Linked DNA regions of Homo sapiens: region 1 is linked to region 2. A link is a contact called in ENCODE Hi-C data. All regions are on one chromosome and are shown on one strand. Each heading gives the region's core, a stretch centred on a gene start or an enhancer-like site at or near the end of the contact. The rest is flanking DNA. Distances are from core to core; before and after follow the strand shown.

The links. A loop is a pair of places that touch in the nucleus more often than their neighbours do.
Region 1: a map of heart right ventricle shows a loop between it and region 2 (5-fold over the local background). The contact joins the promoter of CORO1B here to the promoter of ZDHHC24 in region 2. A Hi-C loop is called at or near these places in 1 of 168 maps with a recorded cell type or tissue (heart right ventricle).

The regions. Positions count from the first base shown.
Region 1 is chr11:67,442,221-67,445,543 of GRCh38, reverse strand. It overlaps CORO1B (coronin 1B), which reads left to right and starts at 2,068. Exons shown (of 11, transcript NM_020441.3): 1 at 2,068-2,140; 2 at 2,914-3,116. The coding sequence starts at 2,916. RefSeq lists enhancers at 1,573-1,672, 1,333-2,172, 3,013-3,323 and silencers at 1,803-2,062, 2,103-2,152.
Region 2 is chr11:66,544,686-66,547,925 of GRCh38, reverse strand. It overlaps ZDHHC24 (zDHHC palmitoyltransferase 24), which reads left to right and starts at 1,878. Exons shown (of 3, transcript NM_207340.3): 1 at 1,878-2,203. The coding sequence starts at 1,923. It overlaps ACTN3 (actinin alpha 3), which reads right to left and starts at 1,023. Exons shown (of 21, transcript NM_001104.4): 1 at 842-1,023. The coding sequence starts at 988. RefSeq lists enhancers at 1,276-1,325, 1,396-1,455, 2,604-2,713 and silencers at 1,576-1,705, 1,886-2,125.

The DNA of each region.
Region 1 (3,323 bases), core at 819-3,318, 900 kb before region 2:
AGAGCTTCCAGATGGAGAGAACAGGATGTGCCCAGGCCTCGGGGTGGGAAGGAAGGTGGGTGGGATCTAGATGATCCTTCTAGCCCCAGGGTTTATAGAGCACTAGGAAAAGCAAGGGCTTTGGACCCAAGCCGATGGGGATTGCATCCGGCTGGATGACCTCAGGCAGGCACCGCACCTCTCTGTGCCTGTTTCCTCAATGGGGTGTGGCAATGGGAATGAGATGGGAGACAAGCCCGAGGTCACCCTCAGACACACAGTGGGGGCCTCTTTTAGCCAGAGACAAGGCTCCTGTGACCTCTGCTCTTCCCCCGCTTCGTCCTCCATCCATCTCTTTCTGGGAAAGGGAGGGTGCCATCGGTCAGCCAGGGCAGTGGATGCTCAAGGAAAGAATAAGGGAAGTAGCCGGTGCCCCAGAGCCGCTGGCCTAAGGGAACGGGGGTACATTCCACCTGTGGAACGGGATGGGGTGGGTCTGGAGAGGCCAGTCTGGGCTCCTTGTCACAGGCGCTGGCTAGAGAAAGAGAGAGGCCTGTGAATGGATCTCCAGGCCTTCGAGGGAGATGGTGGAGAAAAGAAGGCAAGGTGCAAGGGACTCACTGGCCATGGCCCCCTTTCAAATTGTAATAAGAAAGCTCAGCAGAATGCACAGGTGTTTACCCTGAAAAATGGGACTCCTGGGTCTTCCACTCGCTCCATAAACACTGCTATTTTCTGGATGGGCACGGTGGCTCACAACTGTAATCCCAGCACTCTGGGAGGCTAAGGCAGGAGGATTGCTTGAGCCCGGGAGTTCAAGAGCAGCCTGGCCAACATGGTGAAACCCTATCTCTACTAAAAATACAAAAAAAATAGCAGGGTATGGTAGCAGGCACCTGTAATCCCAGCGAATTGGGAGGCTGAGGCAGGAGAATTGCTTGAACACGGGAGGCAGAAGTTGCAGTGAGCCGAGATCGCGCCATTGCACTATAGGCTGGGAGACAGAGCGAGACTCCATCTCAAAACAAAACAAAAAACACACCAGCCTGGGCGACAGAGCAAGAGACCCCATCTCTACAAAAAGTAAAAGAAAAATTAGCCAGGCGTGGTGGTGTGTGTCTGTAGTCCCAGCTACTTGGGAGGCTGAGGCAGGAGGATCCCTTGAGCCTAGGAGGTCGAGCCTGTAGTGAGCCATGATCATGGCACTACATTCTAGCCCGGTAGTGACAGACCTTGCCTCAAAAAAAAAAAAAAAAACCACCCCAACACCTGCTGTTGTTTTCTTTACATTGTTAACCAAGAGCATGAAATTTAGGCCGGGCATGGTGTCTCACGCCTGTAATCCCAGCACTTTGGGAGGCCGAGGCGGGCGGATCACGAGGTCGGGAAATCGAGACCATCCTGGCTAACATGGTGAAACCCCGTCTCTACTAAACATACAAAAAATTAGCCGGGCGTGGTAGTATAAGCCTGTAGTCCCAGCTACTGGGGTGAATTTCTTGAACCTGGGAGGGCGGAGGTTGCAGTGGGCCGAGATCGCGCCACTGCACTCCAGCCTGGGTGACAAAAACTCCGTCTCAAAAAAAAAAAAAAAAAAAAAAAAAGAGCATTAACTTTGATAACTTAAAAAGAGTCACGTGAACATATCCACTGTCCGTGTAGATTCTACATTTATTTGTTGGGGGCGGTAATGGGGCCCCTTGGAGGTGTGCGTTCCGTCGGGGGCCGGGAAGGCGGGGCCTCACCCAATCCTGGAGACTCCTGCGGATGCCATTATGAGGAGCAAGAACGCGAAGGGGCCTCGGGTCCGCTGTAAGGCTGCACCCGCACCTGCGGCGCCTCTGCGGCGGCCGCCGTCGGCCCTGCCCCGCCCCGCCCCCTTCTTCCGGAGGAGCTGCGGTGGGGGCGCTCCACCGGGTCCTAGGAAAGGGGCTCTCTCTGGCCCCGTCCCCGGCGGCCCCGCTCCCGGCCCCCCGGCGCCGCTCAGCCTCCCGCCCAGCCCCTCCGCGCGTGACCTCGGCCCCGCCCCCGCGAGCCCCTGCCCCGCCCCCGCTCCGGGTCCCTCTGTCACTTCCTGAATCCTGCTTCCTGCTTCCCAGAGGCCGGGATCCGGAGCCGCCCGAAGCCGGTGCCGCAGCCCCCTGCGCCCCCGGTGCCCCCGGTGAGCGCGGCAGGGCCGGGGCTAGGGGCGCGGGCTGGGGGCTGGGCGGGGCTGCAGGGGCCGGGCTGAGGGGGCTGAGGGGGGATCGCGGGTCCCAGGAGCCTTTCGCCTCCCCTCTACCCCACTCAGTCCCACTCCCCTTGGCCGCCCAGCCTCTCCTCTCCTGGGCGGAGGTCCCTGGAAGTTGGGCTCCTGGTTCACCCTGGACCCCGATTCGAGGCCGCTCTGGGTTGCTTCGCGGCCCACAGCTGCGTCCCGACCCCGTCCCTTCCTGGGGGCCATGCCGGGGCTCCCTGGACATTCCCTGGGACTCAGAACTGGGCACTCACTCGGCCCCACAGTAGAGAGACTTTTCCTGCTTCCTCTCTCCTTCTTCCCCATTACCTAGCCTCCAAATCTCTGGGAGCAGGAAGGAGGCTGCTCCCGACTGGCTGGGACCTACAGTAGAGCTGAGAGCTCTCCAACCCCGGCACCTCCCACCTCCTGCCCCCGACACACACCAGAGCCAGGGAGGGGCCCTGCGTCCTGCAAAGCCCCTCAGGACTCAGCAGTGGTCAGGGCCGGAGCATTTACCTCTCAGATCACTGCCTGCGGGGTGACAGGCGGCCAGGCTCTGCACCTGTGACCCCATTCTGTAACTGGGTAAACCGAGACCCAGGAGGGTTACGGTGGCCTGGCCCCCGGTTGCATCCTCCCGGCTCACCTTCAGCAGCCTGGGGAGGGCTGGAGTTGTTGGGATGGGCCGGACTGACCCAGGCCTCTCTGTCCCGCAGACATGTCCTTCCGCAAAGTGGTCCGGCAGAGCAAATTCCGGCATGTGTTCGGGCAGCCGGTCAAGAACGACCAGTGCTATGAGGACATTCGCGTGTCCCGTGTTACCTGGGACAGCACCTTCTGCGCCGTCAACCCCAAGTTCCTGGCGGTGATTGTGGAGGCCAGTGGAGGGGGTGCCTTTCTGGTGCTCCCCCTAAGCAAGGTGGGTCCTGTCAGGGTTGGGGGAAGAGGAGGCACCTCGGCCACCCCTACTGGGCCTTTCTGCACACCTTGAATCCCTCATCTTGCCGTTTCTCACACTGCTGGGCAGGTGTTATAACCCAGATTTATCGCCCCAAGTGTTAGCACAGATGGAAAGTAGCCTGTTGCCATAGAGGCAGGGTTAGAGGCAGCAAACATTTCCTGCTCA
Region 2 (3,240 bases), core at 629-3,128:
GGGAAAGTCTGGGAGTGAAAATAGCTCAGGGAGGGAGGGGCCCTGAGTGCCCAACGGGCTGGGCCTGGGTAGCAGCTGCCCCTGTGCCCCTCTTTGGCGCCCCCGAGGTGCTGCCTCAGCACTAAGTGTCCATCTGGCTGGAGAGTCAGGTTACAGCGTAAGGGGACCCAGGTCTCCCCTCCTCCCCGACCTATGGCCTTTTCAGCAGACTCAGGGCCCCATGCCTGGGGTATCTTGGGAAAGAATGGGGGTAGGGAAAAGGGTAAAGATCCTCAGGTTGCGGGGGTCCTGATGTCTGACAGTCTGTGATGTGGGGCCTGTCTGTGCTCTTTCTGGGCTTCAGTTTCTTCAATTGTTAAATGAGATACAGCGACTATGGACCCCACCCTGGAGACGAGGTGGGGTGGGGTCTGAGAGGACCCTTCTCACTACCCCCACACTCCCAAGTCCACTAGTTGCCTGACTGCAAGCCTTCAGGGTGGGGTCTGGGAATATTTAACTAGAAGAAGATTCTTCTTTCTGAACCCCCCCTAACTTGGATCTCCTGGGGTTTGCCCAGCCTGTTTTCAGCAGCAGAAGTGGGGCAGTGGGCCCAGGGGAATGAACCCTGGTGGGGGTGGGGAGCCCAGAAACTCTCTTGTCATTTTAAACCCCTCTTGAGGGCTCCCAGCCCTCTCCTCCAGCCCTGGGGACAGCAGGCAGCTGATGGGCAGAGCCTGGGCTGGGGATTAGCACTCTAGGTTAAAGACAAGCTCTGCCCCTGCACTGCTGAGATGCCCAGGACAAACAGCCCGGCCTCTCAGGCCTCGGTTTTGCTGTCAGGAAATGGGCGAGCACTCACTTTCCGCTGCTGCTTCTCCCAGGCCGGGTCCAGCAGCAGGTCGCGGTCCCAGTCCTCCTCCTGTTCCATGTACTCGCCGCCCCCGCCGCCGCCCGCAAAGCGCCCCTCCCCGGCCCCCAGACCCTCGGGCTGCATAACCATCATCATCTCGATCGGGCTCCTGGCTTCGCTCCGCTCGGCACGCTCTCGGACACCCGGGCCCCATTAAGTAGGGCCCAGCCCAGCCCCAGATCGAATTCGCACTAAATATGGGGGAGGAGGGAGGGGCCGGATGGGGGTGAAGGAGCTCGGGTTGGACCTGGCAAGGGGTTGTCCTGAAGCCGGGAACTGCGGGACTCGGGGGCGCCGGGGTGGATCTCGCGGCGGAGATCCTGGGTTTGCATTCCTGCTCCGCTGCTGGGGCGCTGTGTGACCTTGAGAAATCCACGGGACCTCTCTGAGTCTGTTTACTCCTCTCCACAATAGAAAGGCCGATAATAATAGTGGCCGCGGGCCGCTCTAGAGGCTGCCCTCTGGAGCTCCTCGTGAGCCTCTTCCAGCACCTCGCTGGTGGGACACAGAGCCCTATCCCCATTTCACAGTCAGGAACACAGAGGCGCCGAGCTGTTTTGCATGTTTTCTGGGGTGATGGAGACACCCGGGCATGGGGAACGGCTCTGAGCCAGCTGGATGGGCTGCGGCAGGGCTATTAATATCGGGGCGGCTGTGGGGAGTAGGGGAGAATGTGCTGAGCCGGGAAACCCCGACACCACCCCGGCTGCAACTCAATCCCCCGGGCACTCCTGGCCCCCGCGCCAGCGGGCGGGGCTCCGACGGGATGGGAGGAGCCTCCAGGGTGGGCGGGTCAATCACTCCGCGGCGTTATCCGGGCTCCAGCGCCGCGGGATTCCGAGCGCCTCCACTGCTGGTCCGTTGGCCAGATCAACTCGCCGCGTGGGCCGGCCGTTCCCTGAGAGTCTGAGCGCTCGCCGCACCCCCTTCCGAGCTTCTATTGGCCGTAGCAGACGTCCGTCTGCCGCTATCTCCGCCCCAATACGGAAGCGGCCTAGTCCTCCGGCTCCGACAGCTGGGTGTCCAGGCCATGGGGCAGCCCTGGGCGGCTGGGAGCACGGACGGGGCGCCCGCGCAGCTGCCTCTCGTGCTCACCGCGCTGTGGGCCGCGGCCGTGGGCCTGGAGCTGGCTTACGTGCTGGTGCTCGGTCCCGGGCCGCCGCCGCTGGGACCCCTGGCCCGGGCCTTGCAGCTGGCGCTGGCCGCCTTCCAGCTGCTCAACCTGCTGGGCAACGTGGGGCTCTTCCTGCGCTCGGATCCCAGCATCCGTGGCGTGATGCTGGCCGGCCGCGGTCTGGGCCAGGGCTGGGCGTGAGTGGGGTGCGGGATCGGGCGGGGAGAAGTGGGAGCCTTGGACAGGGGGGAGGGGCCCCAAGACCTGAGATGTTAGAACCGGGTTACATTAGGATCCAGGTTGTTAGAATCAGACATTTTTTTAGAACCTGGGATGGAAGAGCTAGAATTGAGTGTTATTTATTTACTCGCAAATACTTATTGGGAGCCTACTAGGTGCAAGGTTTTGTTACAGGGACGAAGGGTACAATAGAACAAATTCCTGATTTGAGGGGGGTGCAGATGAGAAACTAGAGGAATAATAAGCAAATCATATAGAATGCTAGAAGGTGATAGTAGTTTGGAAACAAGAAGTAGAGCAGGGTAAAGGGGTTGCAAGTTTCAATATTAAATAGGTGGTTAGGCCGGGTGCGTTGGCTCACATCTGTAATCCCAGCACTTTGGGAGGCCGAGGCCGGCGGATCACTTAAGGTCAGAAGTTTACCAGCCTAGCCAACGTGGTGAAACCCCGTCTCTACTAAAAATATAAAAAAATTAGTCGGGCATGGCGGCACGTGCCTGTAATCTCAGCTACTGGGGAGGCTGAGGCAAGAGAATTGTTTGAACCTGGGAGGCGGAGGTTGCAGTGAGCCGAGATCGAGCCACTGCACTCCAGCCTGGGTGACAGAGCAAGACTCCCTCCGTCTCAAATAAATAAATACATAAATAAACAGGTGGTAAATTCTCATCACAAAAATATGAGTGTTTGAGGTAATGGCTATCCTAATTAGCTTGATTTATTCCAAGCTGTACTGATAAATCATAACATCACTTGGTATCCCATAAGTATATACAACTGGAATTTGTCAATTTATAATTAGAAAAAAAAATTACACCAGGTACAGGCTCTACACACACATTTTATGCCAGGCAGAGGCTTTTGCTGAGACTGAGGCTGTAGTGTGCTATGATCACACCTGTGAACAACCACTACACTCCAGCCTGGGTAATGTAGCGAGACTCTGTCCCTAAAAATTTTTTTTAATTAATTTTTAAAATAATATACATAAATGTGT